Linked DNA regions of Mus musculus: region 1 is linked to region 2. A link is a loop called in an ENCODE intact Hi-C map of the cell type or tissue named here. Cell type or tissue: gastrocnemius. All regions are shown on one strand.

Evidence for each region. Hi-C counts contacts between places; a loop is a spot of excess contacts. Peaks named below come from ENCODE experiments on the same cell type or tissue, not always from the same donor. Only the 100,000 strongest peaks of a DNase experiment are listed, where the experiment ranks them.
Region 1: a loop joins it to region 2, with 4 times the contacts of the local background. A loop is called at or near these places in 10 of 42 quality-filtered maps.

Annotation. Positions count from the first base shown.
Region 1 is chr2:158,144,868-158,152,867 of GRCm38, reverse strand. Tgm2 (transglutaminase 2, C polypeptide) reads left to right here and starts at 6,476. Exons shown (of 13, transcript NM_009373.3): 1 at 6,476-6,577. The coding sequence starts at 6,568. In gastrocnemius, a CTCF peak has its summit at 1,569 (motif pointing right); DNase peaks (open chromatin) are centred at 6,409 and 7,873; H3K4me3 peaks cover 1,705 bases; H3K27ac peaks cover 1,664 bases.
Region 2 is chr2:158,200,950-158,208,949 of GRCm38, reverse strand. D630003M21Rik (RIKEN cDNA D630003M21 gene) reads left to right here. Exons shown (of 14, transcript NM_177657.5): 8 at 421-537; 9 at 3,151-3,249; 10 at 4,142-4,290; 11 at 5,739-5,877; 12 at 7,867-7,989. Among named protein-coding and RNA genes, the nearest start is that of 1700060C20Rik, 13 kb to the right of the region's middle. In gastrocnemius, a CTCF peak has its summit at 959; DNase peaks (open chromatin) are centred at 978 and 4,634; H3K4me3 peaks cover 215 bases.

The DNA of each region.
Region 1 (8,000 bases), 56 kb after region 2:
TATATTATCTTGGGCGTGGCTAGTTTATCAAAGCCCTCTTGGGCGCTTGGGTTGTGGCTGGTGTTTTATATAACATTTTGTGTTGTGCAAAGTGAGTTTCAAACTTTTTCCCAAATGAGGGTCTGAGGAGGTAGGCTGTTCCAGAAAGCATTTTTAGGACATCAACAAAGACTAAAGACTCTTACACCCAAAGCTCACATCCTGAGTTGAATTCAGTCCTCTGAACCTAGTCCTCTGACCTGTGTGTGTGTGTGTGTGTGTGTGTGTGTGTGTGTGTGTGTTTGTGTATGCGCTGGCTGTGGCACTGGCGTGTCCTCACAAGTACACAAATAAAGGAATACATGTGCTGTCAGGGGAGCTGCACATTTCAGGTGTGAGCTCTGCCGCTCACCAATGGCCAGATGTGCTTGGCTTCCTCTGCCTGTGGGTCAGGGTTTGCAAAGGCTTCCGAGCTCAGCCCTGGCTTTCTGCTTTTGTTTTTAATTCGCCGACACTATTCCTTCACATTCTGTCATCACATATATATCATTAGCTACAAATCACACGCCAGAAAAACGACATCCATTTAAAGTGGTTTTGGCAGGTTCACAAGTTTGGGCAGCCACCAGCACGCTCTAATTTTATAATACCTTCTTTACATGCCCAAAGGAACCCCTCGTCATTACCACCCATTCCGTGGCTTTTGGTGGCCAAGATCCACTCTGTCTCTGGACTCACAGAACCAGAGCTCTGTGGCACCAGGTTGGGCAGTGGAGGCTGGTTCTTCCTGCCCACATGCAATCCTGAAGTATCCCCGCCCTACCCCTGGTAAGCAACCTCCTTCTACCAAGTGTGATGTTAGACTCAGAGAGAGTTCTGTCTTGCTGACGCTGCCCATTCGCAGAGGAGCAAACTAAGGCTTGGAGTAGTATTGTTGAGAGCAATTGAAAGACAGGAAAAGTTTTGAGGCCATGAGGAGAGATGTGGACGTGACTTCAGTCTGTCACTGGCTGGAATCAATATTTATCCAAAGCTAATGGCGGTGACGGTGACCTGCATAAGAGACAAACTAGAGGTACCCCTTTCTGGTGATACCTCACACATGGTTGTTAAAACACCCAATGAACCATCCAAGATGCACTGTAACCTTATCACACTGCTTTCTGCAAGTCTGTGTGCTTCTCTGATGCTCACAGCCATGATTATAGCTCTATTTGTAATGTTTTTTAAAAAATTGAGACAGGTTTTTATGTAGCTCAGGTTAGCTGTCAGCTTCTCCATACAGCTGTACTTAAGATATTCAGATACATACAAATGCTTTTGAGTGTTTGTTTATTTGTTTTTCAAGATAGGGTTCCTCTCTTGAACTAGGACCTAGCTGCCCTGGAACTTATTTTTTAGACCAGGCTGGCTTCAAACTCACAGAAATCCATCTCCCTCTGCCTCCTGAGTGCTGAGACTAAAGCCGTGTGCCATCATGCCTTGCGATGCTTCTCTTTTTTTAAAGAATATTTTTATTTTATGTGTTTGGGTTTTTGCCTGCATGTATGTGTGCCAGGTGTATGCAGTACCAGTGGAGACCAGAAGAGGGCACTAGGACCCCTAGAAGTGGAGTTCTAGTGCTGAGGGGCCTTGTGGGTGCTGGGAACTGAACTCCGGACCTTTGCAAGAGCAATAAGCTCCTTTACTCTCTGAGGGCATCACTCCAGCTCCCCAGTCCTTTTCTTAATAAACCCCAACTTGGGCTCATCCTGGTTGGCCCTGGAATTCTTTGCTGTGTAAGCCAAGATCCAAGTTGCACCTAAGTAGACTTTTCTACTGGCAGTGTTCTGTTGCCTTCTGTGACACACCCAAGATCACAACAGAAAGTAGCTGGCAGAGCTAAACTTGAACCTATGTCCTGTTGCTGGGCTATGACACTGCTAATGGAAGGTTTAAAAGGGTTTGTAGGTAATTACTGCTAATTGTTATTTGGAATCTGGAATTACCTGGGAGATGGACCTCTGGGCATACCTGTGGGGGATTACTTTGAAAGTCATCGTCTATTGATATGGGAAGATCTAACCACTGTGGGCAGCACCATTCCTTAGTTGGAACTCTGGAGTGGATAGATCTTCCTCTTCTTCTTCTTCTTCTTCTTCTTCTTCTTCTTCTTCTTCTTCTTCTTCTTCTTCTTCTTCTTCTTCTTCTTCTCCTCCTCCTCCTCCTCCTCCTCCTCCTCCTCCTCCTCCTTCTTCTTCTTCTTCTTCTGCTCCTCCTCCTCCTCCTTCTCCTTCTTCTTCTTCTTCTGCTCCTCCTCCTTCTCCTTCTTTCTTCTTCTCCTTCTTTCTTCTTCTTCTTCTTTCTCATTGTAGATGCAACGTGGTCAGCTGCTTCAAATCACTGACCCCATACTTCCTCCAAAATGATGGACTATGACCTTGAACTGTGAGCTGAAGTAAACCCTTCCCTTTCAAGTTGCTCTTGTCAGAGGATTTTATCACAGGGACAGAAGAAAAGCTAAGACAGGAAGGCTAGAAATATATCTCAGTTGGTTCCATATCTGACGTGCAAGCGTGAGGACCTGAATGTTAATACCAGAATCCACATAAAAGCTGGGTACCACAGTACACACCTGGATGCAACCCCAGCGCTGGTCGGCACGGACAAGCAGAGGACGTTCGACACTGACCTCTGGACAGAGGCTGTTGGCCTTCCAGTCAGAGCATGGCATTCCACACCCTTCACCTCCCCAGCAGCCTGGATATGCCATCCTCTCTGAAGTTTCTGGACTACCCCTTGACATTTCCACCCGTCCCCTGTGCTAATGGCCCCACTCCACCCACCATTTCAGCCCAGGGGAGTGGCCCAACTGCCTTGGGTCCCTCACACCAGATCCTGCTCATCCCTGTTAGTCACCATTGGTAGAAAAGGAAAGGCCTCCTAGTACCCCGTCTCTGTCCCACCCTTGGCTCCCCTCCCTTTCATGAAACTCAGAGTCACCTCTGGCCCAGGGACCTTTGCCCTACGGGAATGGACAACGTCTGGGAGCCCAGTCATGCTGTGTGACCTCAGATTTGCTCAATCTCTGAGTCTAATCTTCCCCTTCTTCCTATCCTTCCTTGTTATTTTTCCCTCCAGCCTTTTCTAGCTCATCCTTCTTTTATTTTATTTTTATTTTTTATTTTTTTCTGTAATGTCAAAGATGTTTTGGACACCCACAGTCTGTGACAGACCACAGGTCAGATGCATCAGCCACAGCCCGGAGGACTTCCCTTACTGGGAGGAGACTGACACAGGCCCCTGAGGGCTTCCCTAAGGCTGGTAGAGACAAACCTTGTATCTGATGCACTTGACTATGTGAAGTTAGGCCGTCACCTCACCTCTTGCCTCTCTTACATCATTCAACAAATGAGCAAAACTCATGTCGTGAGGCTTCCACAGAGTTCATGGCCATACATGGAGAATTCGAGTATCTGAAAGCTCACCGTTGACACTCCTGTGACACCAGCCTCCTTTCAGATGAGACCCAGTACTGAGGCCTATAGGATTCAGCGCTCTGGCTCAGGCACAGAGTCCTTGGGGGGACAGGGAGCCCTTCAGAGCATCCCAGCAAACAGTGTCAGTATTGTGACCTGCTTCTTGTCCCCTGGGACCCCCACTTTGTGAGAGAGTACCAGACATCTTCATCACGAAGTTCCTGGTCATGTTTACTGATTCTTTACTATGGGACCAACACTGGGTAAACAATACCTAATCCCCTCAGCTGGAGATGCGCCCATTTCGCAGAGGAGAGCCAGAGCTCAGAAAGGTCTAACAGCTTGAGGATGCTCCCATAAACAATAGTGAGCTCCATGCACTTCCTGCTCAGACAACTGCACAGTCCGTTCCCAGCAAAGCATGGCAAAGGGTTCCACACAGTGCTCTCCAGGGACCTGCAACCCTCCACCACCTTCTCCACACCCCACCACCAAGGCACTTCTGAGATTTTTTTTTTAATTTAAAAAATAATTTAGTTTTATGTACATTGGTGTTTTGGCTGCATGTGTGGATGTGTGTGTGTGCATGTGTGTGTGTGTGCATGTGTGTGCATGTGTGTGCGTGTGTGTGTGTGCGTGTGTGTGTGTGCATGTGTGTGTGTGCATGTGTGTGCGTGTGTGTGTGTGCATGTGTGTGTGTGCATGTGTGTGTGCGTGTGTGTGTGTGTGTGTGTGTGTGTGTGTGTGTGTGTGTGAGAGAGAGAGAGAGAGAGATCTTGGAGTTACAGACAGTTATGACCTTCCATGTGGGCCCTGGGTGTTAGATCTTAAAGTTACAGAGAGTTGTAAGTTTCCATGTAGGGACCAGGAATTGAGCCCAGGTCTTCTGCAAGAGCAGCCAAGTGCCCCCCAAACCAATAAGCCATTTCTCCAGCCCCCACTTCTGAGTCTTATCTGCCCCTGTGAGGTATGACACAGCAAGGTCTCATAGACCTTCTCAACTGAACACTGAAGTCAGAGTCAGGCAAAGGACCCAAGTCACAGGACTGAGAACCAAGTCTCTGAATCCAGTTCTGCCCTAGCCCCTGCCTGCCACCTTACTTAAGTCAATGGACCCAGTCCAGTATGGTGGCTTAAGGCCCTGAGCCACCACTCAGTTGGCTACAGTTCTGTAGAAAAGACAGAGAAAGGATGCAGTGTTGGCCACGGGGTGAGGAGCAAGCCTGCAGTTTCATGCTGAGTCTCTCACAGGCACCCCAAATAACTGGTGGGACACCCCCACCATCTGTTCAGTGAATCACAGCTTGCTAATCCTGACCCCACTGGGACCTCTCACAGTGACCCCCATGCATGCCTCCATTGTACGATGGGTGGGAGATACAATGGTTAAGGGAGGCCCAAGCCACACCACTGTTGGGGAACCTAGACAGGACTTTAAGGAGGAAGGGCTGCCACCATACAAATAGGAACAAAGGGACATGATGGTAGCAAGAGTGACCAGGCCTCCACATCAGCCCTAGGAGGGCTGGCTGTGGGTTCTATGGTAGTCACAGCAGGGGTCTGGATGACTTCATAACATACCTGTTCTCTGAGGCACTTGGGTGGAGACAAGGGTAGGAAGAATGCGTCCTTCTAGGATGGGAAAGGTCAGCGGACACAGCTCTTACCTTCTCTGACAGGGCTGACACTCTTAGGCCAGCCTGGGCTCAAGAGTCCCTAGTGTTGACCACTTTGACTATGCCCCATTCAAACTCATGAGGAATGAATTCTTGTCCTTATTCCTCACAGGATGGAATGGAGGCCCCCAAAGGCGAGATACCTCCCTGAGCCCCTAACTGTCAGGGGCAGCATGCGTAATCAAGAATTGCCTCTTGTCTGGTGGTCACTCGCCAACTCCTCCCTCTGGTCCTTCACCAGTCACAGGGAGCAATTTCTATAACAACTACCATAAAGTGGGGTGACCCCGGGGTCCCCAAGGACTGTATGGGCTTGTCTTGGCACCCTGAGTCACACTCAAATAGAGTCTGGGGGTATCCTCTCAGGTCAAAGCGGCCAGTCATGCAATGTGTTCCAGAAGAAGGGCTAGAGGGATTCACAGGCCTATGCCTTTTCAAGAAGTCGCCCACTCAGGCTCCATGGTGGTAAGGGAGCTTAGCAAGCTGTCATCAGAGAAGCCAGGATGGAGTTGGTCCATGGGAAGGGTCAGCGGTACGGTGGTCCCTGGGCTCTTCTGGCTGTAGTTCACAGTGGGCTAGCACAGGGAGAGGGATGGGAACAGGGATAGGCAAGAGGATGGGCGAGCAATGGGTGGGTGGGGGAATTATCGGAATGAGTGGCTGGGTGGGACAGGAAGGGTATGGGTGTCTGTGGGAGTCCGCGTGCCAGTACCTGCACCCCTGTCTGCCAAGAGTCTATAAGCACCCACATCCAGATACCTACGCATTTGAGGGTTATATGTGGCTTCGTGGAAACCCAGCCCCGTGTCTGGCTATGCCTATGTCCTGGCTCTCTAGGTTTGCAATGTGACTTAATGTGGGATGTTCCTTTAAGCATTGTGTGTCCAAAATTGTTAGTTGATTCTATGGGACTATGTGTGGATCTCTATGGTTATCTGTCGGCTTGGTTGTGTGTGTGTGTGCCTGCTCCATGTGCATGTGTGTATGGCATGTTCATGTGTTTGCATGCAGTATGTGTGTGTATAGTATACATGTGTAGATGGTTTATGTGTATGTATGGATGTGGTATGTATGTGCATACGTATCTGTGTGTGTGTGTGTGTGTGTGTGTGTGTGTGTGTGTGTGTGTGTGGTATATTCATGTATATGTGTGGAGAGGTGCGTGTTCTTGGCCACTGGTTTGGCTTGTGGAGCATATCTCTGTGTCTAGGGTATTGGTCACACGCTCCAGGTGTCTGTTCCGAGGTCGTCCTGTGTCCAGCAGGGGGCGCTCCCGGCAGCCTTAGTTCCCGGACAGACAGCCGGGGGTGTCCGCCCCGCCCCGCCCGGGGCCCGCCCGGCCGCCCGGCCGCCCTGGGCTATAAGTTCGCGCCGCGCGGCTGGTCCGCAGCACCGCGCTGGTGATCCTCGCTTGAGTGTCCCGCTGCGTCTGAGCTGTCGCCGCTAGCCTGGCCATGGCAGAGGGTGAGTGCCTGGGCCGCGGGGAGGTAGAGTCGGGAGCAGGCTGGGCTGTCTCCAAAGCTCCAGAGGAGAGCGACAGGTGGGCCAATGGGAGGCACCTTGCTGGCCCTGAATTGTTGGCCTCAGTTTTCCCCACCCCAGGGCATAGCCGTTAATTCTGCCCCTTGGATGAGGTGAAAATGCTACCCAGAAGGTGTACTGGGAAGGGTGAGTTACTGTCATGGGTCTCCCAATAAGTAGTTAAGAACTGGGTCCCTGCTGTGTGCCAGGTGCAGGGGAGCCACTCAGGGATGCTGGCCAGCGCAGGGGGCACTTGGCTTTTCTCTGTGCCTGGAAAGGGGTACAACTTTCCTGGCTGATTCTGTGGTCTCAATTCCAGCATCTGGTGGAGCGCCACTGAAGCCAGGCCTGCCTGTTCTTTCAGGTCCTCTTGAGCCCTCGTGTTCTCCAAGCCCAGATTCTCCTTGTCCACTTGTTGAAGCTCAGGGTTCTCTGCTGTAAGTTAGGGGCAGTTGGACCAGCCTTGGTACAGCCACAGGGCTGAGAAGAGTGGAGAGGGTCCAGGGTCCTGTTCATTCCCTGCCTGCCTCCTTCACATGTGCTCACATGTGTGCATGGGAAACACTCGGGATCACATGAGTCAGGACTTGTACAATGGAGGATGTTCCTAACACGGTCAGACCAGAATCCCAGCTGACTATAAGGTCAAGTCCATTCAGGGATGGCATCTGCCTGCACTGTGACCTCAGAGAAGGGACATGAGGCAAGAGAGGGGATGTTCAGAGGGACCTGAAGCAAACAGGGAAATTCCAGAGGCCTCGGTCACTCCTTTTTCTGAAACCTCAACAGGCTGTGAAGTGTCACCAAAGGGGCTGCTTATCTGCAAGGCAGTTTTCCATCCCTATCCCCAAAATCTGGGGGACCTCAGAGACAGCCCCGGATTACTCTGCTGGGGCTTCCTCCACCAAGGTTCCCCCTGGCCTCTATGACTCTGAACCCTGGCTACTGCACCCTTCAGCCTGTGTGGGTGGGGTACTCCACCCTGTCTCCCCAGGCCAGGGGATGGTTGCCACCAGGGCTTCTAGAAAAATGGCCTTTTTCCTGCTTGAGCCTTCCAACGTTGAGGATTTTGTGGGTCTGCCCAGCCTCAGTGGCAGTGGCGTTAACTTCTTTGCTGTGGTGTGGTCGGTCATTACCAGGCACCTGCTTTTTGATTTGTAGCAAGGGCCACAGACCTTTCACTTGAGGTGGTTTTTGTAGAAGCCTTCTGTACTTCCAGGATGGTTTCCCTGAATTTGGAACTTGTGCACAGCAGGGGGCCCGGAAACTAGGCTGGAAGACTTTGGGCCAGTCCTCACCCTGGGCCTCAGTGGGATCACATGTCCTTCAGTGGTCTGAAATCTCTGAGAGTGCCTACTCTCTCAAG
Region 2 (8,000 bases):
CCTGGCAAATGCCTTCTCTGTGTCTCAGGGGACACTGTTAGGATTTGGTAACCATCAGCCCCTAGGAGGGAACAACACTGTTATGGGTCATTTGAGAGCAGTGTGAGAACTACGTACATTTCATCCCTGAGACAGCAGCACTGAGAAAGAGTTCTAGATCAATGAGCGCTGCAGTTGATTGATGATGTCTGCCTTGAGCAGCGCCTTGGGAGTAGCAGTATGTGTGACTTGTCTGTGCCATTCCAGAAACAGGGTCTGGGTCAAAGGATTTATCAAAGCTTCCAGAGAAGACTCACTGCTCAGAACACCATTCTGGACCTACTCAGAGGGAGATGTGGAGCCTGCACAGAGATCTAAGCAAGACCTCCTACATCTCTGGGGAGAGTCCTCTGTTCCTTCTGAGTCTCCTTTTCTCTGCAGGTGGAGGTACTGACGTCGCTGAAGGCCCTCAGAAACCACGTGGACCCTAGCCAGCTGCCGGAGGCTCTGGAGGGCCCCTTTCCCTACCACCACAGCGAGTGGGTGCAGTTCTTCCAGGTGTCTACCCTCAGAGTCTTCAATTTCCAACCTTTCTCCTCTCCCTTTCCCCGCCCTGCCCCATGGGTCCCTCAACCCTGTCAAAAACAGGGTTCAAGGACAGATAGTCATTCAACAAACATTTACAATGAAGGTTCGGTGTAGCCCCAGTAAGGCATTAGGCTCTTGAGGCCAGCTTGCTAGGATCCAGTCCAGCTCTGCTCTGTGAGTTTCCCCACCTTCTCTGGGCCGTGCCTTCCTCGTTAGCAAAGTGAGGAATGGGGAGGGTAATGAGGTCGCCTTTCCATGGGATTTTTTTATGAGTGCTGAATTAATGTGAGTGACGAGCTTGGAAGGGTATCTGGCACACGTGGAAGGTTTCAGCTGTTGTCAGCTGAAAGCGGATTGATGAGCGCAGACGCTGTGGGTTAGTATGCACTGCCGCCTACAGGGCAGGGAAGGAAACTGCTCCTGGCTCCTTGCCCTGCACCCACAGGTTTGGTGCCCAGTTTAACTCCGGAGGCCACCAGAGCGAGGCAGCAGCCATGGAATACTCTATCTTGAAGGCCCACGCAGGGCCCCTCCACCCACTGGACCTCTCAGCCAGGGTCTGCGGTTCCCTTCTGCACTGTGGTATGGCCAACAGCCTCCTGCCTCTCCCAAGTTATAACTGCTTCCAGCCAGGGTTGGGGGCAAAGTCACCCGTCCTCGGAGAACCCCTGTCTCCTCAGGCAGTCTGACAGGTGGCTGATGATCTGTTCTTCTTGTAGGCGATCTTGTTTGAATTGTTTGGTTTGCTTTTTCTTGTCAGTGGCCCTGGGATGTGAACAAGAGGCCCCAAGTGAGCGGGGGGAGTGGTGTGCTCTGAGCTTCCAGGCCCAGCCCTGTTTGTCTGAGGCAGGGTCTAGATACATAACTCAGACCATGTGGCCATATATTCTTGACTTTGTGGTCCAATTTGCCTTAAACTCAAGAGCCTCCTCCCTCCTGAGTCCCAAGTATTGGGGTAACAGGCCTGTATCCTCATGTCCTGCTGAGTGCAGTGTAACTGTGGATAATCAGGATGAGAGTATTTAGCTGTCCATCCCTGCACCTGAGACAGAGTTTAATGTCATCCTTGGCTACATGAGACCCTGTTGCAAGAAACTAAACAAACTCAGAGAAAGCAACCAGTGAGCTGGCCCAGCGGGTAAAAGCCCTTGTCATGTAAGCCTGGTGACCCGAGTTCCATCCGTGGTACCCATGCAAAGGCGGAAGGAGAGAACCAGCTCCATGACACATCACCTGAATCACACACGCACACACACACACGCCCCACATACACCACATACACACACACCACATACACCACATACACACACACCACATACACACCACATACACCACATACACACACTACATACACCACATACACACACACCACAATCTCTCTCACACACACACACATACACACACATGCATGCACACACACACACACATATACCACACACACCATACTCTCTCTCACACACACACATACGCACACACATGCATGCACACACACACACACCACACTCTCTCTCACACACACACATACGCACACACATGCATGCAAACACACACACACCACACATACACACACACACACACACACACACGAGAGAGAGAGAGAAAGACAGAGACAGAGAGAGGAAGAATGGTGTGCATACCCCTCTCCCAATAAAAACTAAAGAAAGAAAGAAACAAAATATGGAGGTAGGGGAGGGAGGCATTGATGCCTGGGACCCTCTGCAGGCTTCTACTGGCATCAGGTACCTGAGTCATTGCCAGCCAATTTGTAGTCCCCAGGAAATGTGCAAGGTTCTACAGGACACTTAGCACAGGGTTTTGGGCATCCTGGCCTCGGTGTCCTGGAATCACCCGCCTGAACAGGGAGAGGGGAGCAGCGTCTACTCGTTTTTTCAGTGGCATGTCCTGCTCCCGGGCTCCAGGTTCCCTCTCCAGAGGCCTCCCATTAACCCCATGACCTTTGAACTTCAACTTTCAGGCTGTCCCTTTAAGGGGAATCTCACTGGGTGATCCAGAGTGTAAAACTGATGGTGATCATGATTCTGGCAAGCTCTGGGCTCTGTACTCAATTCTGTCACAAATTAGTCCATCAACCCTTCATCCTGCTGTAAAATATGTACTGTATTTCTCACCTCCCAGAAGTACAGGGAAGCCCAGAGAGGTTGCATGCGATCTCACAGCTAGCCAATGGCTCAACTGGGCCAAGGTGTTTCTCTAGCCCACCCTCACACCTCCATCCTACCCCTTCTGCAAGGACCCCCAGGGTCTGTGAACAGCTCAGGCCTTCCCTCTTTCTCCTCTGGCTCCTGTTCCCCCACTGCAGACCACAGTGACTTGCAGTAGTGGCACTGTGGCTTGGAGACTTGGTAGATGTTCTCAGACTGCCCCAGAGCATTGGCACATCTATGGGGCGAGGGGTAGGGTAGAGGTGAGAGGAAGACTGGGGCATGGTGGAGAGGCACTTTCACCAGCTCTCCTGATGGTTCTGATGTAGTGTAAGCCTGGTCCCTTCCGGAGTCCCCTAGGGAAAGGCCTCTCCTCTCGGTTCCCTCAGGCTGAGCTCCGCTCTGGTTCCTGTCCCTGCAGAAACTGGACCCATTCCTCACTGACCTTCGCCAGGCCTCCTCCCTGCTGCAGGCTTCCATCCAAGAGTTTGAGAAGGGTGAACCCCCTGGTGGGGTGCAGGTAAACCTGGAATGCAGGGTGAGGAAGCTACCAGCATACCTCAGGCTTTTAAGTACCAAGAGCGCATGAGGGGAAAGGGACACTTGGCGAGGGGCACTCTGCTTTTCACTCATTAGTTTTTAGCCAATAGTTCTTGGGCATCCACCATGCACCCTGCTCTGGGGACCCAGCCTGAGGAACTGGCTTGCCTGTCTGTGCCCTGGTGAGGGTCAGGGTGCAGTGGCAGAGTGGCCGTTTAAAACGTAGTTATGAGGGATTGGGGATATAGATCAGTGGTGAGAATAATTGCCTAGTATACATGAGACCCTATGCTGAAAAAGGAAAGAATGGGGTGGGGGAGGGAAGGAAGACAGTACCAGCTGTGCCAGATGCTGTAAACGTAAGATTGAGTGAGAAGAGCGAGGCGGGTGAGTGGCCTCCAGGCAGAGAGCAAGCATGTGCAACAACCCTGAGGCAGAGTAGCTGCATGTCTGTGGAGCAGAGTTAGGGGGAGGCTAAGAACCACATCTCTGAGAGATGGGCCCAGGAGCTGGGCTGCGGAGCCCAGGGGAGTTTGAAGAAGGGGATCATGGGGTATACCCTTTGTTTTTTTGTTTGTTTTGTTTGTTTGTTTGTTTGTTTGTTTAAAACAAACGTTTTGGCTACAGGGAAAACCAGAGAGCATCAGAGAGCTCAACCAAGAGTCTGGGATGGGTGTTCCAGAGAGAAGAGGGAGCTAGGACCAGTGAGGTTACCATGGTGATAGGAGGGCCGTAGCTTCAGATGTGTTAGAGATTGAAGGACAGATGGAGATGCTTGGACTCAGCTGGGAAAGTCAGGCTCTCTCCCTGTGGGGATCCCTGGAAGGTGGTGAGAGGAGATTGCGCCTCAGGACACCTCCCTCTGTTGGCAGGAGGCTACCAGGTGCCTGAGCAAGTCCAAGGAGCTGATGGAGACGGTGCTGAGGGACCCGGGCCTGCTGGCTCTCCAGAGGGAAGGTGGAACTACTCTGGCCAGCTTGCAGCAAGAGGCCAGCGGGCTAAATGCTAACCCCGATGTCAGGTATAGACACCCGGTCTCCCCTCCTTCATTCCCAGTTACAGTTCAGGAGTGGGGCCGCCCTGTGAAGAGAATGCGTAGGGTGAGGCTAGGGAAGCCACCTTCTTACCCTCTGAACCTTGGGGATAACCTCACCAGCCCCTCCTTCATCTTTAGCCAGAGACAGGCATTGAAGGACTTCCGCTCTTGTCTCCCCCCTCCACACACGGATCTCTCCCTTTTCCATCTCCTGCCCCTCACAATGCCTTGTTGTTATCCACCATGTCACTGCCTCACCTGCTTCACCCAGCCCATCTTGACTACCTGAGGTCCCTCCAGACCTTTGACCTGGAGTTCCACCAGGGGGCGCTGTGGGCCCATGCTCACCGCAGCACTTTGCTGTTCTGTGCTCATCCCTGCAGCCCTTGTGGCTCCCCATTCCTTCAGGAGTTTTGGACTTTTTTTCTGATGAATGTCGGATCCGTGACTGGGGTCCCTTGAAAAGGCACCTTTCCTTCCATCATCTTTGTTTGAAAACCGGCTCCCAGGAAGGGATGGGAGACTCCAGGTTTCTCCCTTCACCAAGCACCTCCATGGGAGAAGTCCCCTGGCTTTAGATCCTCTGGCTTTGGCCAATTTAAAAATGCCTAGCAGGGCAGGTGGACCCCAGGTTCAATGCCATTCTTGGCTACATAGGAATTTGAAACCAGCCTTTGACCCTGAGTCTCTATCCGAGACAAAAGACCATCACTGGTTACAGTTGCTACCCTCTCTGCACCTGTTCCCTGCAGAATGGAGGTCAGGAAGATAGCATGTTGCAAATGGGTGAATGCCACCCAGCCTCCTGGGCCTGACACTCCACTGAATGTTTCTCATGACATAGGGAAGGTCCAAGGTCCCCTGGCTGGCCAGAACCCCGGAAGCAGTACTAGAAAGTTTCACGGTCAGGGCCTGATGCCGGCCTGGAGTGGAATGTGAGCTCTGAGCTTCTGGAAGCCCCTGCTCAGATCACTCGCTGCTCACAGCCACTCCAGGAAGTGAGTTCTGTTACTATCCCCACTTTTTTTTGGGGGGGGGGTTCGAGACAGGGTTTCTCTGTATAGCTCTGACTGTCCTGGAACTCACTCTGTAGACCAGGCTGGCCTCGAACTCAGAAATCCACCTGTGGAGCCAGAGACCCCCGAAGTGGTGATGTTGCACAAGGACCCACGCTAGCAGTTAGCAGAGTTGGGGTTCAGACTCGGATCTACCCAGCTGGCTTAATACTCCACCAAAAAGGAGAAGAATCATTTCAGTTCCTGTGGCACCCTCAGGTTTGCCACTGAGGCCCAGAGAAGGCTAGGGACCTGCTCTAGGTCACACAGTAAGTCAGTGGCTGGCAGCCCAGCTGTGGCCACAGATTAGGAGGGCAGGCACTTGCCTGATGAGAGCACAGAGAAGAACATCTTTTTCACCCTCTTGCCCCGTCCCAGGAGCCATCTGACCGAGGCTGCTGCCCTGTACAACCTTGTGGATGGTCAGCTTCATGACTTGGTCACTGCGTCCAATCAACTCCTCCGAAGGCTGGAGCTCCGCGTCCGCCTGGGCCACCTGGAGACTGCCATCCACCAGGTGAAGGGGAGGCTACAGGGGACATGGCATTTTTACAGGGCTCACTATGTTCTGCAGTTAACATATCAAGCTGGCAGGCCTTGGTGTTTGGGGCAAGGCAGAAAACATGCATTCAAACAGTGATTAAGATACAGTCACAGGGGCTGCATTTATTGAGCACTGGCTGTGTGTGTGCCCCAGACTAGTGTACTTGTGAATATCCTTGTCTTCCAGCATGGTCTCTTATCAGTGACAAAGGAGCTTTGGGGATTCCCCACCACACATGGGGAATCCAGGGCTGGCATATGCTGCCCACTGTGGTTGCACATCTGAAGTCTGAGCCTGGAGCTGTTGGTAACCCTTCACTTGGGGGTTACCTAAAATCCACACAGCTCTCTCTGCCTTGGGCCAGGTCCTCCTGGCTGGGCAGCCCCAGGTCACCTGACTGCTCAAGCCTCTGCACTCTCATTTCTAGCCTTGAATTTTGTAAGTTTGTAGGAGCTTGTCAGTGCCCCCAGAGCAAGAATACCTCATTTTCTTTTCCTGTCACTATGAGGAAATACTCTGGCAAAAGCAACCAGGGGGAGTTTATTCTGGCTCACAGTTCAAGGGTGCTTCATGGTGGGGAAGACAAGGACCTTGAAACGGCTGGTCATATCACATCCATAATTGGGAATATACACCCAGGAGCCCAGCCAGGAATGGCGCCACCCACAGTGGGCGTGTCTCCCATTGCAATCACCAAAATCAAGATAAGCGCGAGGGGCTAGTCTCCTAGCTGATTCTATACTCTGTCATGTTCACACACACATCATAACCATCACAGGGTCAGAGGACCTTTTTATCATCTGTCCCTCAGTGACTGTTCATGCCTATCCATTACCACCCATAAACTGAAGCCAGGGGCGTCAGTGAGTTCTTGGGAGACTCTCTGCCACTGGCAGGGGTTTCTCCAGACCCAGTTACATACCCCTAAGACAGAGAACTCATCCCCAGAGACCAACCTTTTATGATCAGGTGACTGTAAGTGGTCAGACTGACTCAAGTTTTACCTTCTTATTGACCTCACACCATCTTGGCTTCCTTCCACAACCATACAGACAGAGGGTCTCCCAGGGACAGGGCACTCAGAACCATAGCCCCTCTGCGTTGAGCTGAGCCAGGTCATTACTGGGATTTCCATCCGGGCCCATGACTGGCTGAGGACAAGAAGACTATGGCCCCTCAAGAGGTCAAGGGTCAGGGAGAAGGCTCAGTCAGTGAAGTGCTTTACCACAGGTACATGGACCTGAGTTTGATCCACAGAAGCTACATAAAACACTGGGTGTACGGCTGTGTGTTCGTAACCTCAGTACCGAGGCAGCAGAGGCCGAGACCCTCGGGGTTCACCGGCCAGCCAGGCCTAGCCTAATTGGTGAACCCCAGAGCCCAGTGAGGGACCCTGTATCAGAAATAAATAAATGAATGCATGAATGAATGAATGAATGAATGAATGAATGAATAAATAAATAAATAAATAAATAAATGGTGGGCAGCTCCTAAGGGAGCAACCTAGGTTGACATCTAACCTCCATATACAAGTGTACCCACATATGCATACCCACACACGCACACATACACACATACACATCCACACACACATCCACACATATACACACATATGACACACACACATATACACATACATACACACATACATACACATACATATATATACACACACATACACATATACATATGCACACATACACACACATGCACACACATATACACACATACACACATACATAAACACACACACACATGCACACACATATACACACATACATAAACATACACACATATATACACACATATACACATACACATATACACATACACACACATACACACACACACACACATACATACACACACACACATACATGTATCTACACACAATAAAGTAAGCAGGTAGCCTGATGCAGCTCCTTACCCCACATCACACTTTAACCATTGTCTTCTGCCCAGGTCAGTGACTGGATGGCGGGAGAAGGCAGCCAGAGTCTGCAGGCTCTCGCTCCTGTGCATGTATGTGCAGAGACAGTAGAGAAAGTCCACGCAGAGTTTGAGGATTTCTTCCTGCAGGTTGCGGTATGTTCTAA